2 separate regions of the Homo sapiens genome follow, and region 2 is linked to region 1. Evidence: read pairs that join two places in POLR2A ChIA-PET (ENCODE). Cell type or tissue: Panc1. All regions are shown on one strand. Each heading gives the region's core, and the rest is flanking DNA. Links, peaks and the distances in the headings are about the cores only.

Region 1 (5,550 bases), core at 576-4,575:
TGTTTTCTGAAGATAGATTACAGGGATACAATACAAGGCTGGCACTTCATTTTTTTCTCAGAACATAACTTGAACACTACTACCTTGGTTCATGGCTGTTGAAAAATCATCTGTCACTCAAATTTTATTTGTATTCATATATGTATACACATACATACAAATGACAGAACTTCAAAATTTTCATAGAAAAATTGAATTAAAAGATAAAAAATATAAACTTTATTTCTTCACATAAAGTTCTTAATAATTGTCCATCAGGGTCAAGACAATTTCATAAGTCATGATATCAGACACTTATTCTATCCCTAACGAACTGAGGGTCCTGAGAATTTCATCATGTCAATGCAGTCTTTTTATACATTATTAACTGAAGAAAAACAGGTGCCATTTAAATATTTTTTTTAAGACTTTTAAGGAAAAAAAGGAGTCAAAAGGTGCCAAATCAGGACTGCCATGTGGATGCCTAATGATTTCCCACAGAAACTTTTGCAAAATTGCCTTTTTTGAGAGGAATGAGCAGGAGAATTTTCATGGTAGAGAAAGATTCTGGTGAAGCTTTCCTGGAAGATTCTTTGCTAAACACTAGGCTAACATTCTAAAAACACTCTCATAATTAAGCAGATGTTATTATTCTTTGGTTCTTCAGGAAGTTAACAAGCAAAATACCTTGAGCATCCCAAAACACTTTTGCCATAATCTTTACTCTTGACTTTTGCTCTTGTGCTTTGCCTGGACCACTTCCACTTCTTGGTAGCCATTGCTTTGATTGTGCTCTGTGTTCAGGATCATGATCATGCTTATAGAGCATTGTTTAATCTTCTTTCAAAATTCTTTAAAGATATGCTTCATTATTTTTATTTCCCTTGTTTAAAATTTTCATTGAAAGCTCTGCTCTTGTCTAGAGCTGATCTGGTCCAATAGTTTTGGCTCCATCAAGTAGAAAGTTTGTTCAACTTTAATTTTTCAGTCAGAATTGTGTAACATAAGCCAACTGAGATGTCTAATGGTGTTATTTATTGTTTGTGCTGTTCATTGTTGGTTCTCTTCAATTAAGGCACAAATCAGATGAATTTTTCCTTGTAAACGAATGTGGATGGTCTGCCTATGTGGACTTGATCTTCAACTTCTTGTCACTTAAAAAAAAACGAGTTTGGCTGGGCGCGATGGCTCACGCCTGAAATCCCAGTACTCTGGGAGGCCGAAGAGGGCCGATCACGAGGTCAGGAGATCGAGACCATCCTGGCTAACACGGTGAAACCCTGTCTCTATTAAAAATACAAATTAAGAAAAAAAAAAAGAATTATCCGTTTGTAAACTTCTGATTTCTTTGGGGCATTGTCCCCATAAACTTTCTGTAAGGCATCAATGATTGCACCATTCTTCTGCTCAAGCTTCATAAATTTGATATTTGCTCTTGCTTCAACTTTAGCAGAATTCATGTAGCTCTGATAAGGGATCTTTTTAAACTGATGCCTTATTCTTTTCGGTGCATCAAACTAGATCCTGTTCAGATAAGTTATAGCAAGTTAGAATTAGTTTATTTTAGTGCAAAAAATTTTTGAAATCTATGCCTAGTTTTTCCATAATATGAATTTTCCATGAATTTTTTGAAGACCCTTCCCTTGTATGTGTGTGTTGGTCTTTTTCCTCTTATTTTGATCTTCTCTGTTCTGTTTTGTATTTTGAAGTTTCTCCTCCATGTATCTACATATAGATTTCTTTTACTTCTTTCTGCTTGGTATACATAGTGATTTTTATATTTGGTCTATACTTCTATTTGTTATATAATATTTCCAGCATTTATCACTTTGAATATTGGTTCTTCCCATTCTCTTCATTTTTCTGGAATTCTCATTAGATATATGACAAACTTTCTCAATGTACCCTTTAAGTCTCACAACTTTTTAAAAAATTCCCCATATTATTGTTTCTCTGTCATCATTTATAAGAGATATACAGTTTTATCTTTCAGCTTATTATTCCTTTTTTCAGGGGGCTGTAACCTGTTATTCAATGCATCCACTGATTTTCTTGTCAGTTTATTAATTGCATATTTGCATATAAAATATATATTTCTTTAGAAAAGTATCTACCTATTTTAAATAGTTACCAATACCCTTGTTATTTTTCATTCTATGTTTTATAATTTACACTTTTGAAAAATAATTCCTTACGGTTTACCTTGTAATTTCAATATGAGAAATTGTGTATTGTTCTTCTGACGCTCAATTATGATGGTTTACTCCCTCCTATGTTGGGTAATGTATTTTCTTATTGGGAGAACATATTTTGTGGAACACAATGTAAGCTTGGGGTTTCCCTGACTAAATAATTAGCGAATATTTGAACACCAGACCTGTATGAGAGCAGGCTACTAGCTATAAATTTTCTGTAAAGAGAATTATTAATATTTTCCCCTGTAGTCACCTTGAAAATTACCAATTTCTTGGTAAGATCTATTTTTTAGTGGATTTTTTTTCTACCCCATATCATCACTATCGGGGTACTCTCTTCAAGGGTCTAGGCCTGTTGGAAGAGTCTTAAGTTCACAACTTAAACTGAAGATTCTCAGGTATGTATTCTCAACCATTCATGGGGCTCAAAGGTTGGCCTCCACCTCTTCATGCTTTTAAAGTCATCTATAGCTCATGGCTCTACTTTCATCTGTGTGTTCATTTATCTATTTGTATGTTTCCTTTTGTTTTTTTTTTTACACTATTGAGTGCTAGTCTATTGTTTCTGGGTAAGAAACAAATTATAATTTATCTAGAATCTATTTTCATTGTAGCATTATATCATTTTTAAAGCACCTAGCTCACTAGCCTGCTAGTCAAAAGTGGAAGTGCTCCACTGTTTTGAGCTCTTTAAAGTGAGGGACTATGGTTTGTTCCGTTTTTTAATATTAACTTTGTTACAGTATGGTACAAGGAGTAATCAGAATGAGCTGAAATATGTAAGGAAATTTTAAAAAGTTTTCTTATGTTTTAAATTCACTTCATAAAAAGTTTAATTGCTTTATTAGAGTACAATTTACTGTACTTAACCGTACTTAGTAAGAATGTGCAATTTGGTAAGTTTTGGCATCTGTACACATTCACGGAACCACCACAATCTGGATAATGAACATATTAATTTCTCTTAAATGTTTCCTTATGTTCTTTTGTAGCTCTTACTTCTCACCACTCCTCACCCATCCTCAGGCAATCTCTGATCTGTTTTCTGTTCTCATATTTTAATTTAAATTTTCTAGAATTTTACATAAATTGAATCATCTAGTAGGTATTCTTTTTTGCCCGGCTTCATTCACTCAGACTAATTATTCTGAGATTCATCAACATTGTAGTTTGTGTCAAATTCATTTATGTTTATTGCTGAGTTGTATTCCTGTGTAGTTTGAGATATCTTTATATATGGTGGCACAAATCCTTTATCAAATTTATTATTTGTAAATATTTCCTCCCATTCTGTGGTTTCTCTCTTATTTGCTCGATAGAAGAGCAGGAGTTTTTAATTATAACGACATTAATGTAAGTAATTTGTCTTTTTGTGGATTATACTTCTGATATTATATCTAAAAAATATTACTTAACACAATATTCTGTTTTTTTATTCTGGAAGTTTTCTAATTTTAAATTTTACATTTAGGATTATGACTGAATTTGAATTAATCCTGGTATATGATACAAGGTATAAATTGAAGTTCTTTTGCTTGCATATGAATATGCAATTATTCCAGGGATATTTGTTGAAAGATATTATATCGTCTTACTTCTGGTGGTATAAAACTTTTATAATGGAAATTAAGGAGACTATTGTTTGCTGTGCATTCACATTATAGAAACTCTTGTTAGAGGATGACTGTTCCACTGAGGAAGATGTACATGTAGCTGAGTTGTTAAAAAAAAAAAAAAAAAAAGCTATGTTCATCCCAGAGGAAATGATGGAGAAGCCTATGTTAAAGAAATCAGAATTACAAATATTTCTTTCGTAATTTGGGTGTTGTATGTAGGTGTTTCATCCTAAGTTCAAAAAAACCAATTTCACATCCTTTTTTATTTTTTGAGACAGGGTCTCATTTTGTCACCCAGGCTGGGGTACAATGGAGTGATCACGGCTTGCTGCAGCCTCAACTTCCCAGGCTCAAGCAATCCTCCCACCTCAGCCTCACAAGTAGCTGGGACTACAGTTGTATGCCACCATACCTGGCTAATTTTTGGTATTTTTTTTTTTAGAGATGGGCTGTTGTGATGTTGCCCAGGCTGGTTTCTAACTCCTGAGCTCAAGCGATCCACTCGCCTCAGCCTCCCAAAGTGCTGGCTTTACAGGCACAAGTCACTGTGCCCAGTCCAATTTCACATCATTTTCAAGAATAAAACATCTTAACAACTGTATCACTTCCATTTAGAATTAAAATCACTTTGTAAAACTTGCTTTGTTTTCTGCATCTTATTCTAATTATTTATTATATACATCAGAAGACTGCAGCTAGTATCAAAGACAATTCTTTTACCTCACTCACCAACATCCACACTTTGCAAAACCATAGACTATCAGTCTACCATCATTCCATTTTAGTAATATGTGTCTCAGAGATGTTAAGTAACTGCTCTAGTCACATCACCAGTTAATTACAAAATAAAGATTAAAAGCCAAGTGTCCTATTTCTAGTATAATTCCCTTTTCTTCATACTACTTTTATAATCTAATAAAACATGTTTGATTAGCTCCTATCAGTCCAAGTAAAAATTGCAGAAGAAAAGTATTGGCTAAATAAGATTTTCTGAATATTCCTGAATTTTAAAATCATATAAAATCAATTTGATCTAAAAATTTTATTACTGTATGACTTTTATGATTATTTTAAAATATGTTTAATATATTTTTAATACATTCAGTTGTAACATTAACGATTATTTACTAATTATTTCAAGTGTATATTTTATACAAAGCAATACTTTAACTATATTAAGAAAGGTAGTTGCCAAATTAACCAAACAAGCAAATAAAAATGGTTTCTTAGGGATTCTGGTTATTTATTTTAAAATTTTAAATTATTCCACTATAATAGATTTCCCCAGCCTTTAATTATTGTGATGATTATTTAAATTAATATGAATGACACCATTTACTCAATGAGTACCAATGTGTGCCTACTGCATGCAAAGCTTTCTATAAGGCAATACAAATAATAATATCAAGGCTCTGTCCCTAAGGAGCTTACAGTTCAAAGACAGGTGAAATAAGTCCATAAGTGGCTGGTTTGCAATACAAACTGTAACTGACAAAAGAAAGGGAGCAAACGTAATGGAGGCTTTGAAAAGAGAAACTAATGAAGGCTTCATAATGAGTGAATTATTTATTTCTCTTTACCCTTAAATTCCTGTAGTGCAGTAGTGCATTATCTATACCGACTTGAGGAATTATTGAAAAATCTGTGATGTGATCAAAACACTAACAGAAACCAACCAACCAATGAGAGAAGAAATAGACTGTTGCTCTAGGCACCCTGCATTTGTGTAACACTATCTCTTCCACAAAATCTGTCCTCAT
Region 2 (5,550 bases), core at 470-4,469, 610 kb after region 1:
TCAATGCAATTCCTCAACTTTCAGTGTTCCTATGGGGTTACAATGCTTTGATGTCAGATAATCACATAGAGAGCTTTAAAGTGTCCTTGGGTGTCAGGTTTTACACAGACAGCTGTACCATAAATAAGACCTCTGAAAAATATTCTTATTTCCAGTAACTAAAATAGTCTGTCTTCTTCTAGAAAAGCATAGCATGGCATAGTAATAGCACTGTAAAGTGCTGAAAAGCAGATACTATGGTTTGAATTCCATCTCTTGCATTTACTCACTGTTGACCTTGGGCTATTTACTTAACCTCTCATTTTCCTCATCTGTAAAATAAGGATTATAATAGTACCTGCCTCATAAGGTTGTTATGAGGATTAAAGAGTCAATGCATATAAAGTGCTTTGAAAAGTATCTATCACAGTTTACTCAGTAAATTAGCTTTTATCATAATCACTAGCCCATCACTCACCACCCGTGTACAAGCTCCCACAGATGTATCTGGAATCACTATTTTCAAAGCCCCATTTCCTTAAAAACAAACTGGAAAATGCTACCAAAGGGTTTTCTTTTAAGGCGACCCATGGGCACCAACAGTATGATGATCGGCCCAGATGACTCTGGACTCTTTCCTAACTTTGACTTTAAATTAACATAGGGGGTGTTACGGGAAAGTGAAAGGGTTTTCTCTGGTTTTAATGTCCTTAACCTAACCACTCTTAGACTCACATCACCCATATTGATTTCTTAAATGGGATTAGTTATCTTTAAGGGGAAGAGGGAGAGGTACTCAGAAGGTCTCAGAAACCAGAAGGAAGATTACAAAAACCAAGACTGCCTTCATTTCTCAGGAACAAGCCACATTAGCCAAGCTCTTGGAGACATACACAGGAAAACCCAAAGGGACTGAAAGCCTTGAAATATTAGCGAACTTATTAATATAACCACAACATCAATAAGCTGAGGATGATGTCTTAAAAGATCTCATTTCAATTTATGTAGCTATGGATTGCACACTTCTTGGTGAGTCATTATTTTTTAGTAAATGGGGATAAAAAATAGCTAATTTTGAAGATAACTACACAAGAGCAAACAACCTACATCAGTTCCTATTTTTATACTGAATTTAGAGAAGACATATGGAAGTGTATTTAAATAAAATAATATTTAAAAATACAGTTTCAGATGGTATTACTAGACTTTTATTAAAGTATCATCAGTTCTAAGAATATATTTAGCAGTTTGTGCTATGATGTGAATTGTTCCCACAAATATCTACTTCTCTTTTGTATTTGTTTCCACTCAAAGATTGCCATACTCCTCAGAACCTTACAATTATAATAATAAGGATCTCCAAATGTTTTTATCATAGACAGGGTCCAAGATGGGTCTACTCTCTACTGCATTCTAAGGATAGCAGAACATACAACAAGTTCTCATGGCTTTTTGTCCCTTTTGTGGAGAGTACAGTAAAGAAAGAAAATACTCTGCACACTAATGACCTTTGAAATGAGGACTGTTGCTCCAACAGACTTTTCCTACCATGTGAAAAGTTTAAATAAAGAAAAAAAATGTTCTCATACATTCCACATTGACACAACAATAGAAATAAAAATAATTCTGTCCTGTCGGGGCATCTCAGTCCCCAGCCTTTGATTCAGTTTAAACCTAGTCTTGATGCCAAGAGATTTCAGGCTTTGGTGGAGGGGAAGAGAATCAGAGCCCATCATTGGTTCTGGGCAATCTTGGATGAGGCCCAAAGTATTCAACTGGATCAAGGATTGGAATATAGGATCATGCAACCAATGTTCTTGTTTAAAAGCAACTTTTCACGATTTAATTGTATAAATTCCCTTCTTATATTTCAGAAAAACTCCAGATCATGAAGCATTAGTACTAGCTAGCTATAAGCTGACATTCCCATCACAACAATGTGTCACCTACAGGTTCCTCCAGAAAATGAAGACATTAAAGCTGCAATGATACTTGTCAATTATCCAGAGAAAGCAGACCAAAACTGTGCTTTGTCCTCAATTAGCTAAGTAATTCAAAGTAAAGGCTCACTTTCACCTGAAGTAGTGGGGATAATTAGAGTCTAAAATAGGTTTGGCTTCAATTATCTAGATAATCTACTTGTGTGTTTATTTAGCCCAAAATTAGAAGCTTAAAAATGAATCAACTTTCAAGCAAAAGCTAAATGACTTTGAAAACTCACTGACAGGAGAATTTGACTTTAAAATGACTTCTTTGGGTGGGCTACTTATAAATGTACTTAATAAACATCGTTCTTATTTATTTTAGATTTGCACTTTGAAATTTTAAAATATTAATAAATTCAAAAGCACCTTTATAACCTGTATACCACTAATCCACTTCCTTGACCTAGGATTAGGAATTGCATAATTTTTTACACACACACACACACACACACACACACACACACTCTCTCTCTCTCTCTCTCTCTATGCCACAGTGTTGCTACCCACATTACTTTCATTCTCAGAGAAGTACTAAGAAAAATCTGTGATGAGGACTGTGAGACTATTTTGTCTGTTCATGAGAATCACCTGGGAAGCTAACACTCAGCCCACAGTGAACACCAATTAAATCAAAGTCTCTACAACTGAGACCAAGGCATCCTGTTTATAAAGGATGTTTATAAACTCCCCAAGTGAATCCAATATACAGCCACAATTCGAGACTCACTCTTTCAGGAGTTGGATAATTTTTCTCCAAAATAGCCTGGAAAAGACAAATCAGAACTGTCCCATTTTTCTCCTCATCCTCACTCCTAGTTTCTCCCCGTTGGTTGGTTTATCCCATAGTGTGTGCTTAACTGAATTCAATTACTCTGGGTGTAGAAATGTCAGGTCCCATATCATTTCAATCTTTTTCATTTATTTATTCAATTAATAAATATTTTCTAAATGTCTACTATATAAGTCTAGGCTATGTAAGAATTTTCTAAAACATAAGCCTTTCCCTGAGGGATCTCATAACATAACAGGGAAGATGGTCAGAAACAAATTTAATGACAGTATTTGGTGACAAGTGCTGAAACTAGGGTACAGAGGTAGAATAAAGAACTATTTTCATTTTAAGCATCAGGGCATTTGAGCTGATCAGGAAAGAGAAGCTGGTGCCTTAAGCTAGCAGAGGGGAGAGTGGACTGGTATTCCAGGCAGAGAGGAAATCTTTGCAAAGCCATGGAAGCATGAACAAGTCAGATGAGTCCCAGGAGCCCCGACTAGCTTTGAGTGGCTGGAGGCCAGTGAGGTGTGTGTGTGTCTGTGTCTGTGTGTGTGTGTTGAAGGGGAAGGTGGGGATCATGGCATAGGAGGCTGGAGAAGAAAGCAGAAGAGGACTCCATGTATCTAAGATGAATTGGGCCTGGAATTAGCCCATAAGGTTACCATGTAAATTTATTGCATATTTTACAAACTCTTAAGACCATTAAGAAGTTGGATTATTGTTGACTGTCTATCATTCTGATGAATATTTTGGAATACTTTTCATTTTTAAACTAATTGTTATGTGTATGTTAAATTATGCCATTAGTGTGAAGAGCAAAGATGTGATACTGACAGTTAGAAATCAGGTAATTCTTCTGAATTTAAATGTTCAAAAATCACCTCCTTTTGGAGTCTGGTCATTGGGTGAACTGACTGCAGTCTCAGATCAAAAGTTAGTATCTTAAATCACATAGCATACACTGAGAAGACATAGATAATATTCTCAACATAAAGGATGGGTACACAAGGGTGGCTAAACTATTTAAACTTCCCTGTATGTGCTACATGAGAGCTCACTTTACTGATTTTCCTTTTTTTTTTTTTTTTTTTCAGACGGAGTCTCGCTCTGTCACCCAGGCAGGAGTGCAATGGTGCGGTCTCGGCTCACTGCAACCTCTGCCTCCCTGGTTCAAGTGATTCTCCTGCCTCAGCCTCCCAAGTAGCTGGGATTACAGGCATGCGCCACCACGCCTGGCTAATTTTTGTACTTTTAGTAAAGACGGGGTTTCACCATGTTGGCCAGGCTGGTCTCGAACTTCTGACCTCGCGATCCACCCGCCTCGGCCTCCCAGAGCACTGGAATTACAGGGGTGAGCCACCGCACCCAGCCACTCATGATCTTATTTCAGTCTAGACTAACCTTATCCATCTTCTCATGTAAAAATGCCACTCTGCTCAAATGTCTGTTCCTCCAGCAAATTTCATCACTCCTGGTCCATCACACATCCTGATAATCAGCCAGCATCCATTTATCTGTGTCTCTTTCTGTCTCTTACAGGAGTAATAGATGCATGTGTTTTATTCTTCATTTAAGGAAGGATCTGTTTCTACTTTTTAAAAACAGCCTTTATTAAGAGCTCAGTGCCATTCATAAATATCATCTTATTTCATCCTAACAATGGTAGGTACTATAACTTAGAGGCTAGTATCCAAATTTCCACATAAGGAAATTAGCTCAAAAGGTTAAATGACTTCCTCAAGATTATACAACTAGCAAGTTGTATCCTAAACATCAAAGTCAGATTTTGAAACAAACTCTTCAACCCAACTACTATGCATTTCTCATTTCTATCACTAAGAGAAAGACTCCACCACCAAGTTTATAGAGAATAGGTACACAATAAGTATGTGTTTAATAAATAGCTTCTATCTTGCTTTTGCTATATTTCTGTGACTACATGTTTACACTTGAGTAAACACACTCATACATTGTGTAGATGTACATATACAGTGCACAATTTTCAATGTATGTGTTCCAAATGTTTAATTGTAACTCAATTATTTGAGATGCAAAACACATTTTCTACAATGTCACATAAAGAGGGTATGATATTACATATACCACTGAAGGCCTGCTAAACACAAAAAGTATCACAAAACAGGTAGCCACCAAATATGCAATGTTTTATTTGAGCATATATTCCTAGTATGGTTTTCTGTTGAGCCAGGAGCCCACACTTTCCATTGTCTGACTACCCCAGCTTATGAGGATGTGAGGATAAGAACCTTCCCAGGTGTGTAAATGCTCCAGATATATTACAGGCCATAACTGCATGTTGACAGGGACCATAAATACATGTGGTACATGATGAGTATGATACGTGACACCTGTCATGTAAGCTCTAAGAAAGCAGAGATTCTTGTTTTGTTCATTTATGTATCCCAAATCTCTAGAACAGTGCCTGAGACTTAACAGTGTCACTTAGTAGGCACTTAATACTAAATATTTTTAAATAATAAAAATGAACACTTTATGGACCTTGTTAGCAGCTTCTTCCCTTTTTACATTACCAGAAAAAATGGCAGTAACTAAAACACTGGATGTGGTAATTTCCAAATGAAGTCTTAAAAATCTGAGTGCAGTGGCATGTACCTGTAGTCCCAGCTACTTTTGAGGCTGAGACAGGAGGATCACTTGAGCCCAGGAATTCGAAGCCAGCCTAGGCAACAAAGCGAGACCTAAGAGTATTCAGACCCACTCACATGCAGGCATAATCTTGACTCCACTGTATAAGGAAGAATGAGTAAATGACAAAATTCTAAAAGAGATCAT

What was found. ChIA-PET counts read pairs that join two places held together with the same protein. Peaks named below come from ENCODE experiments on the same cell type or tissue, not always from the same donor. Only the 100,000 strongest peaks of a DNase experiment are listed, where the experiment ranks them.
Region 2: POLR2A ChIA-PET joins it to region 1 with 6 read pairs; 2 of 35 experiments call an interaction of 5 or more read pairs at or near these places.

Annotation. Positions count from the first base shown.
Region 1 is chr6:140,304,432-140,309,981 of GRCh38, reverse strand. No RefSeq gene overlaps it. Among named protein-coding and RNA genes, the nearest start is that of MIR3668, 100 kb to the right of the region's middle. In Panc1, for the core only: no CTCF peak of the experiment used is centred there; no DNase peak of the experiment used is centred there.
Region 2 is chr6:139,690,315-139,695,864 of GRCh38, reverse strand. No RefSeq gene overlaps it. Among named protein-coding and RNA genes, the nearest start is that of FILNC1, 78 kb to the left of the region's middle. In Panc1, for the core only: no CTCF peak of the experiment used is centred there; no DNase peak of the experiment used is centred there; H3K27ac peaks cover 3,115 bases.